2 separate regions of the Homo sapiens genome follow, and region 2 is linked to region 1. A link is a loop called in an ENCODE intact Hi-C map of the cell type or tissue named here. Cell type or tissue: GM12878. All regions are shown on one strand. Links, peaks and the distances in the headings refer to the core of each region. The heading gives the core; the rest is flanking DNA.

The links. Hi-C counts contacts between places; a loop is a spot of excess contacts. Peaks named below come from ENCODE experiments on the same cell type or tissue, not always from the same donor. Only the 100,000 strongest peaks of a DNase experiment are listed, where the experiment ranks them.
Region 2: a loop joins it to region 1, with 3 times the contacts of the local background. A loop is called at or near these places in 15 of 110 quality-filtered maps.

Annotation. Positions count from the first base shown.
Region 1 is chr9:2,048,163-2,060,867 of GRCh38, forward strand. It overlaps SMARCA2 (SWI/SNF related BAF chromatin remodeling complex subunit ATPase 2), which reads left to right. Exons shown (of 34, transcript NM_003070.5): 6 at 6,435-6,561; 7 at 8,510-8,683; 8 at 10,129-10,302; 9 at 12,654-12,705. Among named protein-coding and RNA genes, the nearest start is that of SMARCA2, 39 kb to the left of the region's middle. In GM12878, for the core only: no CTCF peak of the experiment used is centred there; DNase peaks (open chromatin) are centred at 5,929 and 7,329; H3K4me3 peaks cover 516 bases; H3K27ac peaks cover 3,121 bases.
Region 2 is chr9:1,935,118-1,947,822 of GRCh38, forward strand. The region is part of intron 2 of LOC105375951 (a long non-coding RNA gene); the gene reads left to right. Among named protein-coding and RNA genes, the nearest start is that of SMARCA2, 74 kb to the right of the region's middle. In GM12878, for the core only: CTCF peaks have their summits at 5,166 (motif pointing left) and 7,074; DNase peaks (open chromatin) are centred at 3,116, 3,374, 3,794, 5,104 and 1 weaker place; H3K4me3 peaks cover 2,413 bases; H3K27ac peaks cover 3,042 bases.

The DNA.
Region 1 (12,705 bases), core at 1,469-9,468:
AACAGGCTGGAGGCAGAATTTGGCCTGCAGGCTGTGTTTACGAGACCCCTGATGTAAATGGTTAATGTCAACCCAAAAGGGAGTCCGGCAAGTATTAAGTCAAGATAAAATGAAGCTAAGGTTGTGGATTCTGGAGTCTGCCAGAAAGCATACTGTGTCATCAGTAACTTCTTACCGTGGCGAAGTTATGTCTCTTTTCTGTGACTCAGTTTCCTCCTAGGCTAAAAGAAGATACCTCTCATAGTGTTGGGAAGATAAAATGATACTGAAACATTCAATAAATAATACCTATTATTATTTCCCAAAGACTTTAATTTTAAGGAAAATTAGAGTTTAAAAATTATAGAGAATGTTGGTAAACAGTGTCTGGGCTTCCTTTTAAAAGGTTACCTTAATCTTTATTGAAAAGCACATCACTCATTTCTTATCAGACTAAAATACTAAGTTACCAGCCTAGAGAGGTAATCTGAAAGAAATCAGAATAACTTGCCATTAGATGTGTTTATTTTTTTGGATGAAGAATATAACTTTATTCTCATCACTATTAATAATCATCTGTTAAGAGATTTTATATTGCTATTTCCACCATTTCATGTATTCCCAGAGAGCTAGATACTCATTGTCAATTGATATTTCAGTGCTGATAGGCAGATTCTGCTGGGTGAATAATTGCTGTGTGTTATAAAGTCAAATACTAGCATATTCCTCTATTCATGTGCAATAGACTAATGTGCAGTACATTCTGTATGTTACTGTTGAGTTTTTAAAAAGCTAAAAGTATTGGAAAAAGTCAGTAATAGAATAGAGAAATACAATGTGGATGCTCTAAAATTCTGACTTCCTAAGAGCTGATATTTTTTTTCCTACCCTAGGAAAGGAAAAAGCTCTGTACAAGCTCCCTAGTTAAAACATTTTTTTTTTCCATTTGAATTACCAGTACCTTTGTTAAACTATGTGAACTACCCTTAGAAGAGAGATGCTTTCTATAGCTAGAAATTTTTACATATGTCTAGACTTCTTTCCCTTATTCAGCCTGGTATGTGTGTGTGCACAAGTGTGTTTTAACTTTTTATTTTGCTAACTCCTAAATGTTCTTAATCATTTTTTCTGGAATTTTCATTGCAGGACTTTCTTGTAATAAGTTTATTTTAGGAACTTTTTTGGAGATTACCTTAGTGGATGGTCTTCCAAAGTGCACAGTATTAAGTAGTACTATTTGGCCTATTCCAATGTGTAAAAAGCTTTTGTTCTGCCCTCCTATGTCAATAAAAAATGCTGTCAGTATCTTTTAAATTACATGCATTACAAAATGTGGAGAATGGCAATTTTTCATAGTATTATTATTGCTTTATAAATGCCTACTCTTTTGTAAAGCCATGTGGCTTTTGAAACGACTGATCTGGACAACCCTGAATCCAGAAAGGTCATGGGTCCTTTGGTCTGAATTTTCTCATGGCCACCTGGAGAAGAAGCACAGTTTGGTGGTGACAGCATTATGGGGCATGTTTTGTATTCTTTGGTTACAGAGCAATAGCTCTCTTCTGCCTATTTGAAGGTAAGTTGTTCAACTGCAGAGATTAAATTTATCCCTTAAAAGGGTTAAATGAAGTCCCTTAGGCACTTGCAAAAGACAACAAATGAACCATTTTTTTTCTTCTTTTGACCCTTTGTGACAGAATGGCTTACCAGCCTTTAGCATTGATAACTGTTAGGATCCAGTTCATCTTTATCATCCGATCAAAGATTAGAGAGGGGTCTAAAAAACCTCTTTTACAATTTGATAAACTTAGTTTCAGCAAAAATCATCTGTCAGAAATTCTTGAACAGATGTTAATTTCTTTGGGTCTTGTAATATCATTTACCTTGTCTATGAAATTTGACAGGAAGTTTTCAGCATCTTAAATTTTTTTAACGTTTAAGTCAGTTGGCTGCTTTTCCTTGTTCATCATAAAATCAGAACGTTGACAAATTGACCTTCTTTTTCATTCATAGCATAAATAAATGTCTGCCTATGAGCACTTTGCTGCAGCTCTGTACAAGCTCTCTAGTTCAAACATTTTTCCCACTTAAATTGGATCCTTTCTTTTTGACCATCTTTCTCTTATAATGGAACTTTATTACTTCCATAGTAAGTGTCAGAGAGATGTTTCCCTGTACTGCTTTTTTTTTTTCTTTTTTTTCTTTTTGGCACACTTTTGATGCCTTCTCATTGTGCCTAACTTCGCTTTCTTCTATTTAGAGTTAGATGTCTGATCAAAAGTACCTCAGGAATCATCACATTGGCATGTAAACTAATTCCACACATGTTTGCCTGGAAGATGTATTTCACACTTGAAGGGGTTTATTTGGGAAGAACATGTCTGAATTATATCAGCCCTCTTCGGAATAAAGTCAGACTTTAGTATGAAAAGAGCGGTATATCCTCTTTGTGTCAGGAAGCAGGCATAGGCTGCTTACCTGTGATTTTTTTTTTTTTTTGACCTGCCCTTGTCGCCATTGCAATCCTGAAAATTCCTTCTCAAAAATTACCAGTAGCTGCTTTACCAGCAGAGTTACAAAAAGTCACACACGCTCTCTTTTTAAAGTGTCACTCAGCTCCTTGAAGGAACAAAATGTACCAGTGTCATTTTCTGTTCAGATAACTCTCCTACAGGAATCATAAACTTCTCCTCTGGACCTGAACAAGTATCTGTTGCATTTAATGCAACTCTTTTTCTTGCCAGAACAGTAACCCCTCGTGATTTACTGTTCAATCTGTATGAAAAACCTGTGTGACCTAATTCTGCATCAATTTTCTGTACTCGTGAGGACGCTAAATGAGTCCCCTGCAGTTATGCAGTATTACATCTTGTTGTTGTTTGGGGAAGTTTAGAATCCTGAATCTCTTTATCGGACTACCTGCTGAATCTCACTGATGGGGAGATGAAATTGTCTGGAGAGGAACATTATTTAAAATGAAGATTTCTATTAACAACAACAACATCAACAAAGATATAATCTTCTGTGTTAAAGAAGCCCCTCCTGTACCTTTGCTTCTTCCCCACCATGTGCTGAATCAAATGCATATAATTTTACTATGGAGTCTACCTTTCCTCTTCTCCTAGAGTTTGCGCTTTGTACTTCTTGCCTCCCTTCCAGAAAAGGGATTCTTTTGTGCCAGGGAATCAGATTCACTGACAAATAACTGGGCTCCTTGGAGAAGGAGTCATTTCAGGGAGAGGTGCACCCCCCTCGCTCCCACTCTCTCTCTCCAGTGCCTAAGTCACACAGTGCCCCATCTCCCCGGGGTTCCCACCCCCCATCTCCTCATTTCCGCTCCACTTCCCTGCTTCCCACCTCCCAGTTCAATGTGATGTAATCTCTACCCTATCACCCCAGTTATCTGACGATTACTTATTTAGTCCTAGTTCCATGGTTGTTTGGAAGATTAAGTAGGAATTCCTCTAATTTGGCATCTGACCCACTTTGTCAAAGAGAGTAAATCAGAATACCAAGGGATAGTTTGAGTTCTAGGATATTCAAATAAGAAAGATCTGCAAGGAATCTAGAACCAAGGATGCGGAATAACCAAATCATTGGCCATGGGCTCACGCCACTATAATACTTAATTTTCCTTTGGTATGGCCTTAACCTGTGAAAGTAAAGTTGTCTCAGTTTTATTTTTTCCCTTTAAATTATATATTTCAAAAAAAATCAATAGTGGATTTTTTTCTTTACATCTTAATTGTTAAGATGCATCATCTGTTGCTGTATCCAGAGATTTGGGGCTACATAGATGTTGTAGAAAATGAGTAAATGAAGTAGATGTCTGTTTCATATAGTGAAAATTAAAAACCACGGTAATAATCTCACGAGTATCACTAGTACAAGGAATGTGGAAGAAAGTTGGGAGAATTTGAACAATTTTGCCAAAAGAGTAAAATGATGAGTTTATTATTGTTGCATGAAATACAAAACTTTCAGTCTTTTGAATGATTAAACCACTTAAAAATGCTATTGTTTGTGTTGGTATGCATAGTTAATAGCACGGGCCAGGCATGGTGGCTCATGCCTGTAATCCCAGCACTTCGGGAGGCCGATGCCTGCGGATCACCTGAGGTCAGGAGTTTGAGACCAGCCTGGCCAACATGGCAAAACCCCGTCTCTACTAAAAATACAAAAATTAGCTGGGCGTGGTGGCACGTGCCTATAGCCCCAGCTACATGGGAGGCTGAGAGGCAGGAGAATCGCTTGAACCTGGGAGGCGGAGGTTGCAGTGAGCAGAGATAGTGCCACTGCACTCCAGCCTGGCCGACAGAGCGAGACTCCATCTCAAACAAACAAAGAAAAAACAATAACGACAGCACGGTAGCAGTGATAATATTAACACATTATGATGACAAATCATTTAATAAATTAGAACGAATAACGTGCGTATAGCAAATAAAACAAGAATCAGTCTTAGATACTATTTTTAGTGAAGTCCCTGAAAAATAGTTTTCCTTACCACCATTTTTAAATTTTTAAAAATGATGACATTTTATTTCCCTTCCAAACTAAGCAACTGTAGGTTTTTTAAAAAATCACTCATTTTGATATTTGGGCTATATGAAGTATTAGATCTTCTACAGCATTTAGGTCCAGGAGGTTTCACTTTTTCACGTTAATGAAAATGATGGCTGTCGTCATCAGCATCTTGGCAAGGAAGACAAATGGTCTGGTTGCCTTAGGACAGAACCAGAAGTTAGAAAGAAAAAAGTCTGTCCTCCCAGCTCTGTACTCTGGCAACATCATCATGTTTGGAAAAAACTGTAATATTCATTTTTTAAGACAATTTCGACTTTTATTTTAGATTGAGGGGATTCATGAATAGGTTTCTTAACATGGGTATGTTGCATGATGCTGAGGTTTGGGGTGCAGTTGATCCCATCATTCAGCTAATGAGCATAGTACCTAAAAGTTTTTCATCCCTTCCTGCGCTCCCTCCCTCCCCCGTCTAGTAGTCCCCAGTGTGTATTGTTGCCATCTTTATGTCCATGAATACCCAGTGTTTAGCTGCCACTTAAAAGTGAGAACATGCGGTATTTGGTTTTCTGTTCCGGCATTAATTTGCTTAGGATAATGGCCTCCAGCTGCATCCATGTTGCTGCAAAGGACATGATTTGGTTCTTTTTTATGGCTGTGCATAATTTTTAACAGAATTCTTAATTTTCAGCTTTTATAGTTGAGGTCCAGGAAGGTTCTCGGAAAGTGTATCTTAATTATCTATCATTTTATTGCAGTGGTTTTGGTATCAGGCAAATTGAGGTTCCAATCTTGGCCCCCTTCTTTACTAGCTCTGTGGTATCTCCAGGTGTCTTCAGTTTTCCTCATCAGCAAAATGGGACCATTATAACTTTTACCTTACAGAGGCGTGTCTGTGTGTGTAAGAGAGAGACAATTAAATAACATTGTACATTAAAGGCACTTAGTGCTGTTAATATTAGCCTACTTTAACTTATTACTTATTATTATTCTTTCTTTGTTGAAATCTAGTTCAGTACAGTTTGCCTCAGATTTAGGGGATGTAGTTCTAAAAATAGTCTTAAATGGCATATAATTATTTTGTCAGAATAGGATTCAGGTGAACTCTAAAACCAGCAGTTTATATATCTAACAGTAATAGTATCCCAAGTGAATGGCTAAAGTCAGAGGTCTTTTATTTTCTACTCTGCCTTTATTATGAAGAAGTACATGCAGTTATATTTTTGATGGTGTGTAAAACGAGAATCCTCAACATCCTTTTCTAGAAACTCTTGGTTTTTGAGTACTATTTACTGCTGGCCCTGATTTTTTTAAAACAGCCTCATTTGTATTTTCTTTTCTCAAGCAAGCTCTGCTCACAGAGGAAGTGGTTGTGGCTGGCAGAGCGCTTTCTGAATGTTTAGGGTTGGCTGATTTCTGTGGCATCAGCACCTAAAACTGTTCTTGCTCACTGCGCTTTAATGGCTGTCGTCATCAGCATCTTGGCAAAGAAGACAAATGGTCTGGTTGCCTTAGGACAGAACTAGAAGTTCGGAAGAAAAAAGTCTGTGCTCTCAGCTCTGCATTCTGTCTGGCTGGGAGTTAGAAAGCTTGTCAATTGGTTCTGTCTCTTATATTCTCTCTCTGCTAAGAGTGAGCAAGGACATTTGACTTCCCCACTAGATGCAGGGTGAACCTTCTTTCCCTAGTGTTAGATAGAGGTTATGGAGGAAGCCACATTGTTAAGTAACATATACCTGTCTGCATTAATGCAAAGGTAGCTTTTCTCTGCTTAACATCAAAAATTCTAGTTGGGTGTTAGAGATCAACTATCAGTATCTGGAATATGTTTTGCCCCGGACTTAAACCTAATGTCATTGTTTATCATTTAAGATTAAATTGTAATGTGTTTTTCCCCTGCCCCCTTTTCCCCATTTTATTGTTTCCTTTAGACTTCAGGCCCGCATAGCTCATAGGATACAAGAACTGGAAAATCTGCCTGGCTCTTTGCCACCAGATTTAAGAACCAAAGCAACCGTGGAACTAAAAGCACTTCGGTTACTCAATTTCCAGCGTCAGGTAATACATTTTCCCCAGTGAATCTGAGATGTAGGAAATAAATGTAATTGTTCCTAAAGTGTTATCTGTGTTGCCTTTAGTCTATTCAATATTGTTACAAAGATATAAAGATATAAATATAGTAAAATAGTGAATCTTTTAGACCAACAGCTTACAACTAAAAATGATGAAGATGAACTGCTTATTATTCTGGTTTTCTCTTCTGTATATGGGAAAGAGTTTTTCCTCCTGTACTATGGGTTACAAAGTCAGAGTTATGGCGTTTTGTTACCATGGATGAAAAACCTTGGGAACAAGTGGGGTAGCTCATGTTTGCTTTTATGACTCCAAGGAAAAACCAGAAGGTAGTGGATTGGAGCTTCTTTGTAAGCACAGATGTAAAGTGCTTGCCACGACTGTGAAAATAATTTTAACAAATATGGTAGCCACGCTACTGAATTAGTGGTTCATCATTTATAGAAATACATAAAGCAATGTCTTATAGCTTATTTATTCACCGATGTCTAAGTTTGGAGTGTTTGATCACATCAGGCTCATGTATTGACTAATCAGTAAATTATCTGCTCTTGTAGTTTACAGCAGTTATTAAAAGCCAGTATAATGACCTATTTTCTGATTTCTAAATTAGTAAGAGACAAGTGGAATGAGTTAGAGCTAATTTTCACTTTGGCGAGTTTTGCCTTGTGGACTGAAAAGGTTCAAGTTTGCTAGTCCGCAGATTGCCTCACTAACCCAAAGGGGATAAGGAACGTTTCATTGTTAGTCAGATGGGTTTGTTTTGTTAAAGTCTGGAACATGCGAAATGAATAATTAATGAGTCAAAGTAGTTTGGAAGTATTGACTTGGTTTGTTGGAGGATGTGACTAAAATCACAGGCCACTCCAGTTGCTATTGTGGTAGGAATTTGGGTGTATATTTGCCTTACCGGCTATAATCTCACAGATGGACATTAGTGGTGGGTAGGTGCTACTTGGCTCTTGGTTTGTGAGAGTAGATTTCAGCTTAAATTTTAAAAAGAAAAGGGAAAATTCTCTGAGTTCTGTTTACTTCTTTCTTATTGGTGACCTCATAAGATGAATTAATAAAGTGCTGGATAAAATCTTACTAAATGAATATTAACCAAGTATATTTTCCGGAATATGTTTATGTTCAAATTAGCGTTGCCATGACGGACTCTTATTGATTTCTGATTTTTGTTTGATATTATTTTAAAAATCTGTTATTTATGAAGCTTCCTAATTAAATTAACTGTAACTAATGATATTTCAGATGCAGTGGAATGATTATTTAATGTGTATTCTCCAGTCCCTACCCCCTACCACCACATAACATGCAATACAGATAAAAGTATTACATTTGTGATCTGAAATAAGTTCATGATATAATATAAAATGTAGATCTCTTGGAAAGAAGATCATTATTGGAGTGGGAAGAAGCCAAAACTCATATTTCCCATCCTTTGTATGAGACTATGAATTAACGTTGTTTGAGTACCTGCTGCTACCACACGTGAAAGTAATTCTTTTATTCTTTTTTTGGAGCATCATTAAAATTAATCTTTAAACACAAAGAGAATGTTAACATGACACTTAAAACAAAGCGGAAAATTTAAAAAGCTTATTTAGCTAATTGGTATCATTAGAATAATTAGAGAAAATGAAGTTATTTAAAAGGCAAGACAACATCTTTTCTTTCTTTTACTGTTACAGTACTATAATTGCTTTTGATTTGAATTATTTGGGGAGAAAAATCTTGTACCGTTCTTGAAAATATTGCATACATTTGGCATGATTTTAGTTCCTTCATTTAATACAAACCAAAGGTGATTGAGAAGCTTGTGGAGATTCCCCGCCCCACTCTATTCCATTAAATGCAACCGCGAGAAGGCCAGAGTTCAGGAACCTAGCTTCTGTTAGGGAAGGCTGTCTAACTGCTCTCTTCTTGACAGCTGAGACAGGAGGTGGTGGCCTGCATGCGCAGGGACACGACCCTGGAGACGGCTCTCAACTCCAAAGCATACAAACGGAGCAAGCGCCAGACTCTGAGAGAAGCTCGCATGACCGAGAAGCTGGAGAAGCAGCAGAAGATTGAGCAGGAGAGGAAACGCCGTCAGAAACACCAGGTTCTTAGACCCTGGGCTTTGCTCACCCTCACTTTGGCAGAGCTGTCCAATGAATTCATCAAATGGGGTCAGAATGACTGAAAAATGGACCCTTGTGGGTGGTGGGGACATCACAGAACAGAACGGTTCCTTGACATGTACATAATCCAACCACATCATTTTATAGACAAAGACGCTTAAGCCAGGACGTATAAATGACTGCCCAAGGTCATACAATTGCTTAGCAGCACAATGAGGTTTAGTATTGTCTTAGTTTGTCTGGGCTGCTATAAAAAAATAGCACAAACTGGGTGGTTGATGAGCAACAGAAGTTTATTTTTCACCGTTCTGGAGGCTGGAAGCCTGAGATCAGGGTACTAGCATGGCTGGGCTCTGGTGAGGGTCTTCTTCTGGGTTGCAAACTGTTAACTTCTCCTTGTTTTCTTACGTGGTGGAAGCAGGCCAAGAAAGCTCTCCGGGCTTCCTTTATAAGGGCACTAATCCCATTCGTAAGGGCTCTACCCTCATGACCTTATCACCTCCCGAAGACCCCACCTCCTAATACCATTACATTGGGAGTTAGCATTTCAATATATAAATTTTGGGAGGACACAAACATTCAGTCCATAACAGGTGTCATGTTCATAATCCCATGGGAAGTTTTTGAATGGGTGGGCATAGGTGGATTTCCTAGAGCAAAATTCTGGGAGCAGGAACTTGGAAAAGGAAAGTAGAAAGCAAAAAGTTATTTTCATAACAAATATAATAGTGTCCTGGCTTCTCTGAAGGGCCTAGTTGAATGTTTCACAGAGGCAAATATTAAAAACATTCCTTTCTGGGGGTTTGGAAATATTTTGATGTAGGATTTGATTTCCTGTCATAGTCCTGTAAATTGTATTTGTTTTCCTGTGCTTAATTTAGTGCTTAGCTTAGTTTCCTTTTGAAAAAATGTTGGATTTTAGTGTAAATAGAGTATATATTTAAAAAGTGGATACAAATTCTGCATGGCAATTTTAACTTTGTATAAACTTATTTTGTGTCATACTCTAGGGTAGTTAGAGCAGAAAAACATTACTTTTGTGACATACTTTTTGCTGGAAATACTCATGTTCCTCAGGTTTATTTTGGAGTGAATGAGTGGTTTGCTTTACATTTTATCATTGCCATTTTGTAGGTCTCTTTCAGTCTTCGATCTTTCCATTCTCATGTGGCCACACCCTCAAGGCTAAGGAGGCTTCTCTTGCTAAAGCTTACAACAAAAGGAACCCGAAGAGGCTATCTTTCCCACCAGCCCCATGGCCCACACCTTAACTGCAGAGACACCAGGGCACCTATCCCCAAACAGATTCTAGTCTTCCTATGCTGTTAAACACACACTGAGAGTTTTCTTGGACAACACTGATAGCTCAGAGGACACTGGTCATTGGATTTTAAGTATCCTTTTCTTCCCTTTTTGGATCTTCTAGGAATACCTGAACAGTATTTTGCAACATGCAAAAGATTTTAAGGAATATCATCGGTCTGTGGCCGGAAAGATCCAGAAGCTCTCCAAAGCAGTGGCAACTTGGCATGCCAACACTGAAAGAGAGCAGAAGAAGGAGACAGAGCGGATTGAAAAGGAGAGAATGCGGCGACTGATGGTAAGGAACTCCCTGCAGGAGCCCAGGAAACTACTCAACCCACGTCCGTCTGCAATGAGACCATTAAATATGGTGGTAGTAGAAGGAAAAAATGAAAACTGCTTATCAAAAATTTTAGTAAATTTCTTTGAACCTTAGGGAGATGAAGTAAAAACTTTTTCTCTTTCCTGGAGAATGCATGCCAAAAATCTAGGGGGATGACTGATGCGTATAGTATTTCTGTGTCCTGGGGTGGCATTGCGCGGTACACATTACAGCTTCTCTCATAAAAGCAGGTACTGTATTTTGCATGAGTTTGATAACCAGATCTGGAAGGATGGCAAATGCAGTTCTTTTAAAAATATGGCCTCTTTGAGATGAATGACCACGTTTTTTGGAATGAATAACACATTAAGTCGTGTCTTCAAATCTAAGAAGGTCTGTGTTTTGAAGCCTCTGGTGCTTATCTTTCTTTTTTAATGGCAGAAATTATTCTCTAACAGTGTAATAAGTGATTTTTAAGTTGATTTTGAAATGTTGCCTTTTTTGTGATAGCCTTGTTATGGTCAAAGGCTATTCATGGATTATTACATTTGCACTGTTATTTTTTAATGGGCATATAAGCACAGAAGAGATAGGTTTATATCATTGGCCTGAGTATTTGTTTTTATTGACCATTTATTTTTGGAATTGGACCTCAGAGCACACTGTGGATTTTAGAAAAGCGTGTGTGTGTGTGATGTTATAATTATAGGAGACCTGCAGATTCTATCTAGGACGTAATGCCTGCATAGATGAAGATAAGGTCATTAGTCTCAGACCATAATTATGTTCCTGGAAAATTCTAAGTGACACTGTCTTCCTGGCTGGTATTACAGTTTGCATTTTTTTCATTTTTTGGATTCCAGAGAGTAAACACCATGTTTTAAAAGCCTCTGTGTGCAGGTACTACTACATCTTACTACCCTATCCTGCCTCCCTCTCCATACCAGGGAGAGAGGACTGTCCGAGAGGTTTCTGACTAGACCGTTTTTGTAGTAATTTGATCACTAAGCAGTCAAATTTGTCTGACTCAACTGAAGTGAAACTATATTAGAACTTCAGTAACAGATTGGTTTGACACTAATGATTAGGCATTTGCAAATCATTAATTTTTGCAATTAAGTGATGGAATATACAGATAATAGAGAAACTGAAGTTTTTTATCACTCTTTCTTCAAGTGAGTTCAACCATAACCGAAAGCAATTAGAGTTATAATAGCATTTGAGGCTCTTGCTCATCCACAGGGCAGACGGCAGCTAGACTGAGTGATGAAGCTGCTGTCACTCAGGCAGATGCTAGAGTGACACCCCTGGACAAAAGATCCCAAGTTTTTGTTTTTGTTTTTGCAATGGAGTTGCCTCTTAAAGATTTTGCAGCTTGCTCCTTTTATCGTGGCATTACATGATAAAAATAATTTGGAGTGTCCTTTTATTGGGATACACAAAGAGATTTCTCTCAAAATGGCTTAGAGTACATCAGAGTTTTATTCTGTTTAACCTCATCATGTTGCTTAATGGGAGGTGGAGGTGGGAATTACTGTATCTATTTTATTGCTCAGCAGTACCAGACTTCAGGTGCTAAGTGACTTGTCTCCAGTCACCTGGGCCCATTACTCAGTGCAGATCTGTGGCCAAAAAAAAAAAAAAAAAAAAAAAAAAAAAAAATCCCCCAAATTTGATCTTTCCTGTTAACCACAAAGTTTGTAATGCCAAAAAGAAAGACTTTTTAAAATATAAGACATTATTTGTTAAAAGCCCATTTGATTCCTTGCCTTTAGTAGTACTTTTTGAAATATTTATGAATGAAAGGATATTATGTCTGGAATTTGCTTCAAGACAATTCAGTTTGGGTTTAGAAGAAGAGTAGCAATGAAACAGGAGTCATCACAAGTGAATTTTTGTTGTTTGGGGTTGGTTATAGGAGAAATTAAACTATTCTCTCTGCTTTTGATTATATTTGAAAATGTCTAAAATATAGAGTTAAAGATAAAGTTTAGATCATGAATTGTCAAATTCTAAAATCTTTTTGTACAGTTAAAGCAACACAGAAAACAAAGAGCTTGGCTCAGAGTGCTTAATCACACCACACGTACAGTGTGGCTTTGTGCCCGGACTTTGCTGTAAACTCCAGTGTCCTGGGATGTAGGCGTCACACTTCTGTGTGTTTGTCCCACTTCAGACTCTGTGCAATGGCTTGAACAGCCCAACTCATCCAGTTTGCTACACTCCTACCAGTCAAAATGCAGACTGTCAAGGGGAGGACAGAGTGGAGAGTGGAGTTGTCTGCACGCTTATATTATGCTCTCATCCTGCTCTTCTTTCCTTAATAGGCTGAAGATGAGGAGGGTTATAGAAAACTGATTGATCAAAAGAAAGACAGGC
Region 2 (12,705 bases), core at 2,121-10,120, 110 kb before region 1:
TATTTTGCTCATTAGTTGATGCAGTTTCTTCCTAGCCTTGATGGTCTTTACAATTTGGCATATTTTTGCAGTGGCTGGTACCAGTTGTTCCTTTCCATGTTTAGTGCTTCCTTCAGGAGGTCTTGTAGGGCAGGCCTGGTGGTGACAAAATCTCTCAGCATTTGCTTGTCTGTAAAGGATTTTATTTCTCCTTCACTTATGAAGCTTAGTTTGGCTGGATATGAAATTCTGGGTTGAAAATTCTTTTCTTTAAGAATGTTGAATATTGGCATGCACTCTCTTCTGGCTTGTAGAGTTTCTGCCGAGAGATCAGCTGTTAGTCTGATGGGCGGAATTCCCTTTGTGGGTAACCCGACCTTTTTCTCTGGCTGCCTTTAACATTTTTTCCTTCATTTCAACTTTGGTGAATCTGACAATTACGTGTCTTGGAGTTGCTCTTCTCGAGGAGTATCTTTGTGTCATTCTCTGTATTTCCTGAATTTAAATGTTGGCCTGCCTTGCTAGGTTGGGGAAGTTCTCCTGGATAATATCCTGCAGAGTGTTTTCCAACTTGGTTCCATTCTCCCCGTCACTTTCAGGTACACCAATCAGACGTAGATTTGGTCTTTTCACATAGTCCTATATTTCTTGGAGGCTTTGTTCATTTCTTTTTATTCTTTTTTCTCTAAACTTCTCTTCTCGCTTCATTTCATTCATTTGATCTTCAATCACTGATACCCTTTCTTCCAGGTGATCGCATCAGCTACTGAATCTTGTGCATTCATCATGTAGTTCTCGTGCTACGGTTTTCAGCTCCATCAGGTCATTTAAGGACTTCTCTACATTGGTTATTCTAGTTAGCCATTCATCTAATCTTTTTTCAAGGTTTTTAACTTCTTTGCGATGGGTTCAAACTTCCTCCTTTAGCTAGGAGAAGTTTGATTGCCTGAAGCCTTCTTCTCTCAGTTCGTCAAAGTCATTCTCCGTCCAGCTTTGTTCCATCGCTGCTGAGGAGCTGCGTTCCTTTGGAGGAAGACAGGCACTCTGATTTTTAGAATTTTCAGCTTTTCTGCTCTGTTTTTTCCCCATCTTTGTGGTTTTATCTACCATTGGTCTTTGATGATGGTGACGTACAGATGGGGTTTTGGTGTGGATGTCCTTTTTGTTTGTTAGTTTTCCTTCTAACAGTCAGGACCCTCAGCTGCAGGTTTGTTGGAGTTTGCTGGAGGTCCATTCCAGACACTTTTTGCCTGGGTATCAGCAGCGGAGGCTGCAGAACAGCGAACATTGCTGAACAGCAAATGTTGCTGCCTGATTGTTCCTCTGGAAGTTTTGTCTCAGAGGGGTACCCCTCTGTGTGAGGTGTCAGTCTGACCCTACTAGGGGGTGCCTCCCAGTTAGGCTACTCGGGGGTCAGGGACCCACTTGAGGAGGCAATCTGTCCATTCTCAGATCTCAAACTCTGTGCTGGGAGGACCACTATGCTCTTCAAAGCTGTCAGACAGGGACATTTAAGTCTGCAGAGGTTTCTGCTGCCTTTTGTTTGGCTATGCCCTGCCCCCAGAGGTGGAGTCTACAGAGGCAAGCAGGCCTCCTTGAGCTGCAGTGGGCTCCACCCAGTTCAAGCTTCCAGGCCGCTTTGTTTACCTACTCAAGCAAGCCTCAGCAATGGCAGGCGTCCCTCCCCCAGCCTGGCTGCTGCCTTGCATGAACTTACAATTTTTGAAAAGTATTATGCTTGGTCATGGACCACAGAACAATAGAAGAGAGCTATAATTACACTATATATTTTATATATATATATATACTATATACTATATATACTTTATATATATATACTATATAATATATATACACTATATATATTATATACTATATATGGTGTATATATAGTATATATAGTGTATATATATAGTGTATATATAGTGTATATATATTATTTATTGTATATATAGTATATAGTATATAGTATTATATATATATAATATATAATACTATTTATACTATATATAATATATACTATATATACTATATATAATATAGTATATATTTATAATTATAATATAAATATATATAACAAATATTACATATATTTATAATATATAATTATTGTATATTTAATTATATATAATAAATATAATATTAAATATTATTATATAAGTATATAATATATAATATATATACTATATATACTATACATAGTATTATATACTATATATTATATACTATATATGGTATATACTATATATACTATATATGGTATATACTATATATAGTATATACCATATATAGTATATATAGTATATAATATATAGTATATACTATATATATTATATATAGTATATATACTATATATTTTACTATATATATACTATATATTATACTATATATATGTACTATATATATTATATAGTGTAGGCATTAAGGATTGAAGGAAATTGGATAAGGGAGGGACCTCTGAAGGCTATGGAGCTAACATGTTGCCAAAAGAGATAGAAACTGCAATGAAAATCAAAAAATATGATGTACAAGCATGATGGTTAACCTTATGTATCCACTTGACTGGGCCATGTGGTGCCCAGATATTTGGCTAAACTTTATTCTGAGTGTGTCCATGATGCCGTTTCTGCATGAGATTAACATTTGAATCAATAGGCTGAAAAAACAGATTGCCCTCCCCAATTTGGATGGATCTCATCCCATCCGTTGAAGGCCTGAATGGAACAAAAGCTGAGTAGAAAAGAATTCTGTCTCTGCCTGACTGTCTTTGGACGGAGGACGTTGGTCTTCTTCCACCTTTGAAATTGGACTTGGACCAGAACTATATATCATTTCTCCTGGATCTCCAGCTTGCCAACTGCAGATCTTGGGACTGCTAAGCTTCCATAATCATGTGATCCATTTTCTCATACTAAATCTCTTTCCCCCTCCCCTTGTCAATCATCATCTATCTTCTGTTGGTTCCATTTCTCTTGAAAATCCTGACTAATACAACAGGGTGCAACAAAACTTTTAGCACATTAAACTTGTTCCTAGCTCCAGTGAGCTAGCAACAGGAATAGAGAAGAAAGATAGATCCCCATTCCTGAAGTCACACATGGGCCACTGAGGGAGAGGGAAGAAGACAACCCATGATGATGGCATGTGAAAGTGCTGTGGTAGAAGAACACATGCACAGAGTGCTGAGGGACACAGGCAGAGGCCATTACCTCCACTGGAGGCAAGGGAGGTCTCCAGGGGACAGGGAAGTGTGTGTCTCAGAAGACTTCTCAGAAAGGGAGTGTGTAGGAGTGTGTGGGGTGGACTTCAAGGAAGGTGTTTTGGTTTTGTTTGTCTTGTTTTTGTTGGAGAGACTTGCTTGTGTTTAAAGGCTAAGGAGAAAATACCAATAGAGTAGCAGATATTGAACGTACACAGGAAGGCAAGATAATGAGTGAAAAGAGAAGACAGGAGGAAAAGAAACTCAGAGCCCACGGGAAGCCCATGGGAAGAGCTTAGCCTTCATTCAGAATGAGAAGTGGTGACAAGCCACTTGGACACTGACCTCAGAGATAAAGGGGCCCTCCAGGTTCCCTAGATTATCAATCTTAGAGCCATCATGTGGAAAGCAAGAGGCATATAATATGATAACATGTCCAGGGAGTAAAGACTGTGAATGTGTCATCAGAGTTCCCTATGCTACATTTCACATGAATCTGATCATGACCTACAGAAACTCTCCAAACAGCAGGACCCAGGTGAGGCCCCTCCCCACCCCCACCCCGGGGATCCACCTTGCCTCCTTTCCTCTCTGCTCATTCCTGTAATGTATTTCTGTCCACTATCTGCTTGGTGTCTGACTGTCTCTGTTCCCCTTTCTCACATACAGTTCACTCACTTTGAAGTCTCACAAACCCAGTGTGCTTCCTTTTATCATCACTTTATGTGGATCTGTTTGTCAAGCATTTGTTGTCACTATTCTGAGTAGTACAGTCCATTCTGGCCCCTGAATGCTGAGCACAGCCTCCTGAGATCTCCACCTCCCTAAATGCAAGTCCACGAATGCCTGGGGCCTGGTGTCTTTGGAAGTCACAAGGTGGACATAGGGGTTCCTGCTGGCCCTTGAACGGTTCCATGCAGTTTCTCTGCCTGGATCCAGAGGCAACTGGGAACGTAAGGAGGGTGACAAAGGGATTCAACATATTCCAGCAATACACAGTTTCAGGTTGGGGTGATTTGCTTTGTGTGATTTGTAATAAATGCAATAAGAGCATCATTTATTTCCAACTCTCTAGTAGGATTATTAACTTTTTCTTCCAAAGATAAACTTGATTACATTACTTATTTATACTATGTACATTGCATTAGGAGTAAAAAATGCATCAAGGAAAGAAATCATATACAGATTTTTTAAATTAATGTTTTCTCATCCACTGCTAATAACAGCTTAGATTATTAAAAAGAAAGAATCTTAAATATGCAACTCACCTTCAGGTCTTGATACTGCTTGTTTTCTTTTACACATTTTGCAAAACTTGACAATCTAGAAATATCATCTGTACTCACTTTCAATTCCTCATTTTTATACCAGAGCTGAGCTTTTGTGTTGGGATCTATGACATATCAGGACCGGCAGCATGATATAGGGGAAAAAATGGAAGCTTTGAAGCTGCATATATTTTAGTTTAAAATCCAAGTAAGCCTTTTACTAGCTGAGGATGGTAGTATCTAATTAGAAAGCAATTTTAATCATGGTTTTTAAATTTTCTACATAGAGATGGCAAATAAATGTAGTGGATAGTTATTGTGAACTAGGCACTACGCTAAACACTTCACTTTGTTATCACATTTAATCTTGACAACAGTTCTATAAAATAGGCCTTATTATTTTCTCCATTTTACAGATAAGCCAATTGAGACTTAAATGAGCTAACCTGCTCAAGGACATTCGATGAATAAGTTAGGGGTCAAACCTATGTGTTTGACTCTAAAGACTCCCTTCACCATTGTCGTATACTGCCTCCCATATAGATCACCTCCAATCCCAGTCGCAGCATCTACAAGGTAGGTGTCATCTCCAACTTAAGACGAAGAAACTCATGTGAGAAAAAATCTTGCCTCCCCAGCTGCCCTCATTTTCTCTTCTGCTGGCAGGTGTGCAGCCCTGGCCCCATCAGTCCTTTGAAGGATGCTGCCCTCTATGGGTAGACCGGTAGGAGAGGCCGTGCCATTCAATTCAATTCAATTGATGCCTTCTTTGTTTCTCCAGTCTTTAAAGCGGACTTACCAATAACGACAGCATGTTTCCATGTTCTTTTACCTTTCTCAAAGTGCTATACGTATATTATCTCATTCAAACCTCCTAACAACCTTGATGAAAATGAAATTCAGGGAGTTAAAGAGACAGGCACAAGGCAACAGAGTAGTTCTCATTAGTGCAAAGGGAATTTGATTGCAAACTCACCATGTTTGTGTTAGTTATAACATTTAGTTATGATTTCTCCCTGAGTGCTTAAATGCAACATGAATGTAATAAGCACTGAGTGCTCAATTATATGATCGTAACACCCCCCCCAGCTTTGAAGCCTCTTGGGGAAGTCCGTCACTTTTGGAATAAAGAATAAACTCTCGGCCGGGCGCGGTGGCTCACGCCTGTGATCCCAGCACTTTGGGAGGCCGAGGCGGGCGGATCACGAGGTCAGGAGATCGAGACCATCCTGGCTAAAACGGTGAAACCCCGTCTCTACTAAAAAATACAAAAAATTAGCCGGGCGTGGTGGCGGGCGCCTGTAGTCCCAGCTACTTGGGAGGCTGAGGCAGGAGAATGGCGTGAACCCGGGAGGCGGAGCTTGCAGGGAGCCGAGATCCCGCCACTGCACTCCAGCCTGGGCGACAGAGCCAGACTCCGTCTCAGAAAAAAAAAAAAAAAAAAAAAAAAAAAAAAAAAAGAAGAATAAACTCTCGCATGACATACATGGGCCTCACTGTCTATCCCCCTCCCAACCTTTCCAGCCTCATCCTCCACTGCCGCCCTAGCCATATACCTTCTCCACTCAAGCCGTGTTACAGCAGCTGCTCTGACGGAATTTCAGAATATGCTTCATCCCTTCATCCATCCAGGCTTGTCCTCTGCCCCATTCAGTGCATGGAAAACACTGACCACTCTTTAGACACCCATCACATTTATCACCCTCGCTGCCCCAAACTTTTATCCCCCCAAAAATGATTGTTCAACACTCTGTAAATACACGCCATACTACATCATAATTGTTTGCTACATATTGTTCTTCCTGCTAGAATACGTCTTCTTCAAGAGCAGCAACCATCCCATTCATGTAATGCCCATCACATAGCTATATGTATCTAGCACATAGGAGGTAGCTGCAAATGAGTTTTTTGTATTGCTTTTTAGCTAAATGTGTTGTGTTTGCTATGTGCCAGGACATTGATCAATATCCTTTGCCTCTCATAACACACTCAATCCTCACAACAACCCTGTGAAGTGTGTTCTGTCAACTTTCTGACTCATTCTACAAATGAGAAAACTAGGCACAAGTGAGAAAATTTTCCCCCAGGTAATCCAGCTAGTAAGTGGCGGAGGCAAAACTTAGACCAGAGGCCAGGGCACGAGGGCTGGTGCTGTTAGGAACTCTGCTATGAGGACCCTATTTGTTGGTTAAAGGTGTGTCAAATGAATGAACTAGTTGCCCAAAGCTCCCACAATGTTAGAAGCTTGCTATACCTAGAGTCTGATCCTATACCTATAAGGAAGGAGATAAGGAAAAATTAATAGTAAGAGAGCCTTGATTCTCAGTTCTACCAGAAGCAAAAACTGCAATCATTTTCTTCCCCTACAAAGAGTATTGCTACAGTGTCACATTGTCTTTTAAAAAGGTCTCAGGAATAATAAATTCTGACCATATCATATCTTCATCATAGTTTGTGACATCCATTGCTTTTCCTTGCCATCCCTTCAAAGACCGTGTATGAATCTAGTAAAAAGTATAATTAGATGTAGAACCCCTGGTTGGCTTTTCTTTTTTCTTGGTGACACTGAAGGTGGCATTTAGGGTGGAAAAGGAGGAATTGGAAAGCGCATTCCCTCTGGCATCCTTAGGGAGGTGGGCAAGTACCATAATTCAGATAATTTCTTTTAAGTGCCTCCTGATGTAAAAAGAAGGATAGGAATTATTTTCTCTTTCTTGAATGCACAATGAATAATGTATCTTTGGGTCAATTCTCCAAATGAGCTACGTGCCATTGCAGAGCAAAACTGGAGAGTGAATTACAATGAATTTTCTTTCCTTTTCCAAGTCCTTGAGAGTACCTTATTGCATTCTTTATCCAAGTCAATATATATATTGGGGACCCCAAACATGGTGTTATTGTCTATGGCAAAAATAAATTTGGGCCTTCCTCAAGGAACTTCTAATATATCAGAGACAGTCATGTAATCCACAGACTATAACACAATGTATACTTAAATTATTAATAAAACAGATATGAAAGCAAAGTGCTAGAATAGCTCATGGGGAGAATTTCCCATAGAAAAATAGGAAATTCTTCATGGAGGGGGAATCCTTTCAGCATTCCATGATTGAAAGAAAAATGAGGCTGGATGCGGTGGCTCACGCCTGTAATCCCAACACTTTGGGAGGCCAAGGTGGGTGGATCCCCTGAGGTCAGAAGTTTGAGACCAGCCTGACTAATATGGCGAAACCCCATCTCTATTAAAAATACAAAAATTCGCCGGCCGTGGTGGTGGGCGCCTGTGATTCCCAGCTACTTGGAAGGCTGAGGCAGGAGGATAGCTTGAACCCAGGAGATGGAAGTTGCAGTGAGAAGAGATAGCGCCACTGCACTCCACCCTAGGTAACGGAGCAAGACTCTGTCTCAAAAAAAAAAAAAAAAAAAAAAAATGAGCTCACTGAGCTCATTAACTCTTATAAGCTTTTATCAAATTGTTTAGAACCTGACATAATCACACAATTTCACAGAGGAGCATACTATTGGAGGAAATAGAAATTTAGAAAGAGATAATAGAAGGTATAACGATGATAAACAACATTTAATAAATGCCTACAAAATACCAAATGCTTTAAATATTTAATTTAATTTAATCCATATAAGAATCTTGCAAGGCTGGTGTTATTGGTGCATTGCACACTTGAAGAAACCAGAGCTCAACGATGTTAAGTAATTTGCCCAGTTCACAAAGTTCCTAATTGCCAATGCCAGGATTTGGAGCTAGGTCTATTTTTTACAACCTTGGCTTTTCCTATTTCACTATGCTACCTTAAAAAAAGTATATAAAAGGCAAGTAAGTGCTTGATGTCATTCTTCCTGAAGGACATGAAAGGAATGTGCAAACAGCACGGTCATTTTCTATAGTAAAATCTTTTAATTATGACCCAAATCACAGCACTGCGGTGCTAAGCTGATTGTGAGCTCACCTGAAGTCAAAGCACTTCCCAGCAAGTTCAGTGGCAACACTCGGCTCCTTTTCTATTAGCAAATAGAGAACCCTAGGAAGGTATGTTTTATCCAACTTAGACCAAAATGTTATGGAGTGAAACATTTATAAGGTTGCCAGTGGGAGGTGAAAGAAAAGAAAAGGGTAGAGTTTGCAACTTAGTATCTCTAAAACTTCATTTAGGGACCTACTATTATTACCGTTCTGGAAATAAAGTACCTGTACGGCCCTTTTAAGGACTGTTTTAGACAATATTCACAGGGAGCATAAAAGCCCTGAATGAACAAGTTGACAGAATTGTGTGGCTGGGAGCATCCGTCTAATTTGATGAGTTTAGAACCAATTCTGCAGCCCAAATGAAGAGTCTGTGTCTCAGATGATACTCATGATTCACTAATGGGTTGCTTTTCATAAGTAACGAGATGACTCACATCATTTGTTTCCCAAGGTAGGCGATGTTTTCTGTCATTACTTTTAATGATTTATTTACCCTTCACCATTTTTAATCATTGAACGCTGTCAATTCATTGGAATCCTCTGGACCAAAATATTATAAGTTTATCTTCTTTTAAAGCTTAGAATAAAATCAGGCAATTGCTTCACAGAACTTCAGTTTACTGCCTTGCTTATTCTTTTGTGTCACATCAGATATACATGTATATATAAAATATATGTAATATATATGTATATATATAATATATATGTATATATAATATATATGTATGTATATATATTATATATATGTATATATAATATATATGTATGTATATATATTATATATGTATATATAATATATATGTATGTATATTATATATGTGTATATAATATATATATAATATATATGTATATATATAATATATATGTGTATATATATAATATATATATATACACACACACACATATGATATAGGAAAATTCAGAAATTAGAATTGAGCAAATGCTGCCCCGGTTCTGCCTGCAACCCTATTTTCCATGATAGATGGTAGAGAAGAGTATACTTGAAGATTCCAAGTAAAAATATCTACCAGAACTTTGAAGAGGAAGACACAAGAATAGAAAAAGGAAATATATCCTGGGACAAGGTATGCATATGGAAAAGCCAATTAAATACTTTGTTTTAATTAATTTAAGTGTCCTTTAACTCACTCTTGATAATATATCCCATCTTGGATTGATTTCTCTGTAAGAACACGACATCCAACCTCATCATGTCTTGGGGTAAAAAAAAATTCACCAAGACCATGGAATTCATTCATCCACTTCAACATTTACCGAGAACCTATTATTGCTACTCTGTGCTCATCACTATACTTCCAGTTTTGAGTGATGAAAATAGAGAATTAGCAAGGGTCATAAAACAACTTATTCCCCAAGGCTTACAGTTAATCTATTGATTATGCATATTTGTCACCCATAGGGGTATAATTTCTGGTTCTCTCTGGAATAGATAATTTGCACATTTGAAAGGTTTTTAAGTGCGCTTTCAGTCCTGAAGCAGTAAGTGTATCTCATAAGTCTAGTTAAGAAATAAAGGCATGCTAAGTCATACTCCTCAAAATATTAATACATAACTGAAGAATATTTGGCTTACTGTGTTGTCTTGTTAAGGAAAATGGAAGAGATGGTGACTTACCATGACAAGGTAAATATCAAAAGATCAATGCTAGAATTTTAATGAAAATCATTTAAGCTTGCCCCATGGGAAGTTTAGCTGATCAATTCTGAGTACTAGGCTTATACTTCAGAGGCATGTTAATGGTTAAGCAATTTTGTTCATTTATAAAAGGAGTGGGGGTGTGGAGAATAGGAACCCAGTGATTGGCAGAGTACTTACAAGTCTGCAAGACACAGGAAAATTGCAAAGATAATGTAGTAGTTTTCATGGAGCATTGCCCTGTTACTATAGTTTCATCTCAGCAAAGGGCACTATCAGCACCAAACAAGTGTGATATACAGCTCCTCAGTCAAAATGGGAGCAAAACCAGACCTGCTAAGGAGGAAGACACCATGGCAGAAGCGCTGGTCAGGCTAAAGGCCAACTATGCCTATGAAATCTGGGACAAATAGTAAATACCAGCAATTTGAGGTTGGCTCAAAAATGAAGGGACAGGTATGAAGCAGGAATGCATGAGATATTCTTTGAAGCAAGATGGTATGACTGTCTTTTCCTCCCAGGTTTTATTCAGCATTTCCATGTCCCTTCTGATCAGACCTCTGACAGTGGGTGAGGCCAAAAGCCAGACAGACACTGGGCCACTATTTCCTATGTAAGGAGACTACTAGGTACAGAGTACAGTATTTTGAATTTAGGGGTAAAGTGGGCCAAGAGCTCTGCAAAGATGACTCTTGATGTGAAATAATGACCACTACATTCTCTTGGGAGCAGCTGGTGTGAACCAGCACCCCTGAGCAACCAGGACCTGAGAGAATGATGTGTTTATTTATGTGAAGCTGGGTGCTGATGCTCATCATTTTCATAATTACTTTATTTCTCATCTCCCCCATTTCCATGGGCCAAACATAAAGTGTGCAGGAAAGCAACTACCTATATGTGCTTCTATTTACTCAAGTTTACAGCTATCGTACAGTACTGATTAATCCTCCCTTCTCCATGACACTGAGGCAGTAGCATTCTAATGCCATCTTTATTATTGTTCGCCAGATCGCATACTACTGCATACAGAAATAGGGTAAATCACGGAACTAGTGTTTGAGGTCCATAAAATGCAAGGTTATGAATATTTCATTACTATACATTTTATTTCCCTGTCTATTCTGCATCTCCCAAAATGTTGTTTGTTTACTTATTGGCTCACTGTTCACCAGAAATACTTAATTCTTAATACAAAGTGTGGACTGGATCACCAACCCCTGCTTTGTGGCCTGAGCTACATTTGAAAGTAATGATGGACTTTTTTCTCTCTCTTTTTAATCATCCCTTCAATCCACAAATACTTGACTGCCAGGTTACTTCACTAACAGGAGTTTCAGCTTCTTCGTCATAATTGTATTGATTTGCAAGCCCCGCAAATCAATTCCCAAACATTTCTCCTGTGAACTATGGCTACGTATTTAAATTTTTCTCAACGCCCCATTGTATCCGTCTTTGGCTGAAGTAAGCAGTTAGACTTTTGCTGCAGATCTTGGCAATGAAAGACACATTGTGCAAGTGCAATTAGCTTCACTCCCTGCACTGTACAAATGATTTGTATGAATCAGCTGGTCCCGCGAAAGATGCAGCCATTATCACCTGCTTCTGAGTTTTCCTTTAACCACAAAATTTATATTAGTAAATAGCCAGGGGGATTCAATCTCAGCAAAATCAGAGTCTGAATCCCCAGCATTAAGGTGCTAACTTCTCTCCTGCTATAGGGTATAGTAGATATTAATACAACTCTTTGGTACAGACTGCAAAATATATAAAATGTCATAATTATATCTGCAATTCAGCAATGAAACAATTTTCCTCCTTTCTTCACTGTCATCAGCATAATAGCAGCCTATGGGATTTGTATTTTCTGGCTGTGAGCCCTTTTATGGGCTGTAGAAAAAAATACAAGCAGGTTAGTTTCACAGCTCTGAGAAGGCCTCATGACAGAAATATTGCTTTTAATGTTATTGTCTCTTTCTAGCTTGTAACCCACTCTCTTTAGGTAGAGAGGCTTCTGTGCTGATGCAGCACCACTTATGTTTTTCTGATAAACCTCTGTGTTCCCTTCCTGGCTTCCCCCACCCATCTGGACAGAGAAATAATTAACCAGCTTTCAGGATCATGCTATGTTATCTATAGATAAAGGGGAAACATGAAATGGGAGGGGGTTAGTCAGAGGGGAATGAAGTCAGGAGGAAGCATGTCTCTGAGGTTTCTCTTGGAGACATAAAAGAACATAAGAAAGATGCATTCTGAGTGAATCTTCACATCCCGTTTATTTTGCTAGCCAAGACAAATATCACAGCTCATATCTAACATTTGAAAAGCAGGGCCAAAGAAAATGATGGATTAATAAGTCCAAGGACAGAATAATAGAAGGAAAATATATTATAGAGAATGATGCCCCTGTCAATCTGAAAGGGGCGGGGAAAAAGCTGAAATGGAAGTGGAAAAAAAATGTACCATAGCAACCTTAAATAGAAACACCCTCCCGTAGTTATGCTAAACATTAACTAACATTACTCAAGACCCCTATGGTACTATTGCTTCAGAAACAGGTATCTTCAGACCATTTGCGATTCCTTTTGTTATAACCTACACTATGGGCATTGTGAGTTGAACA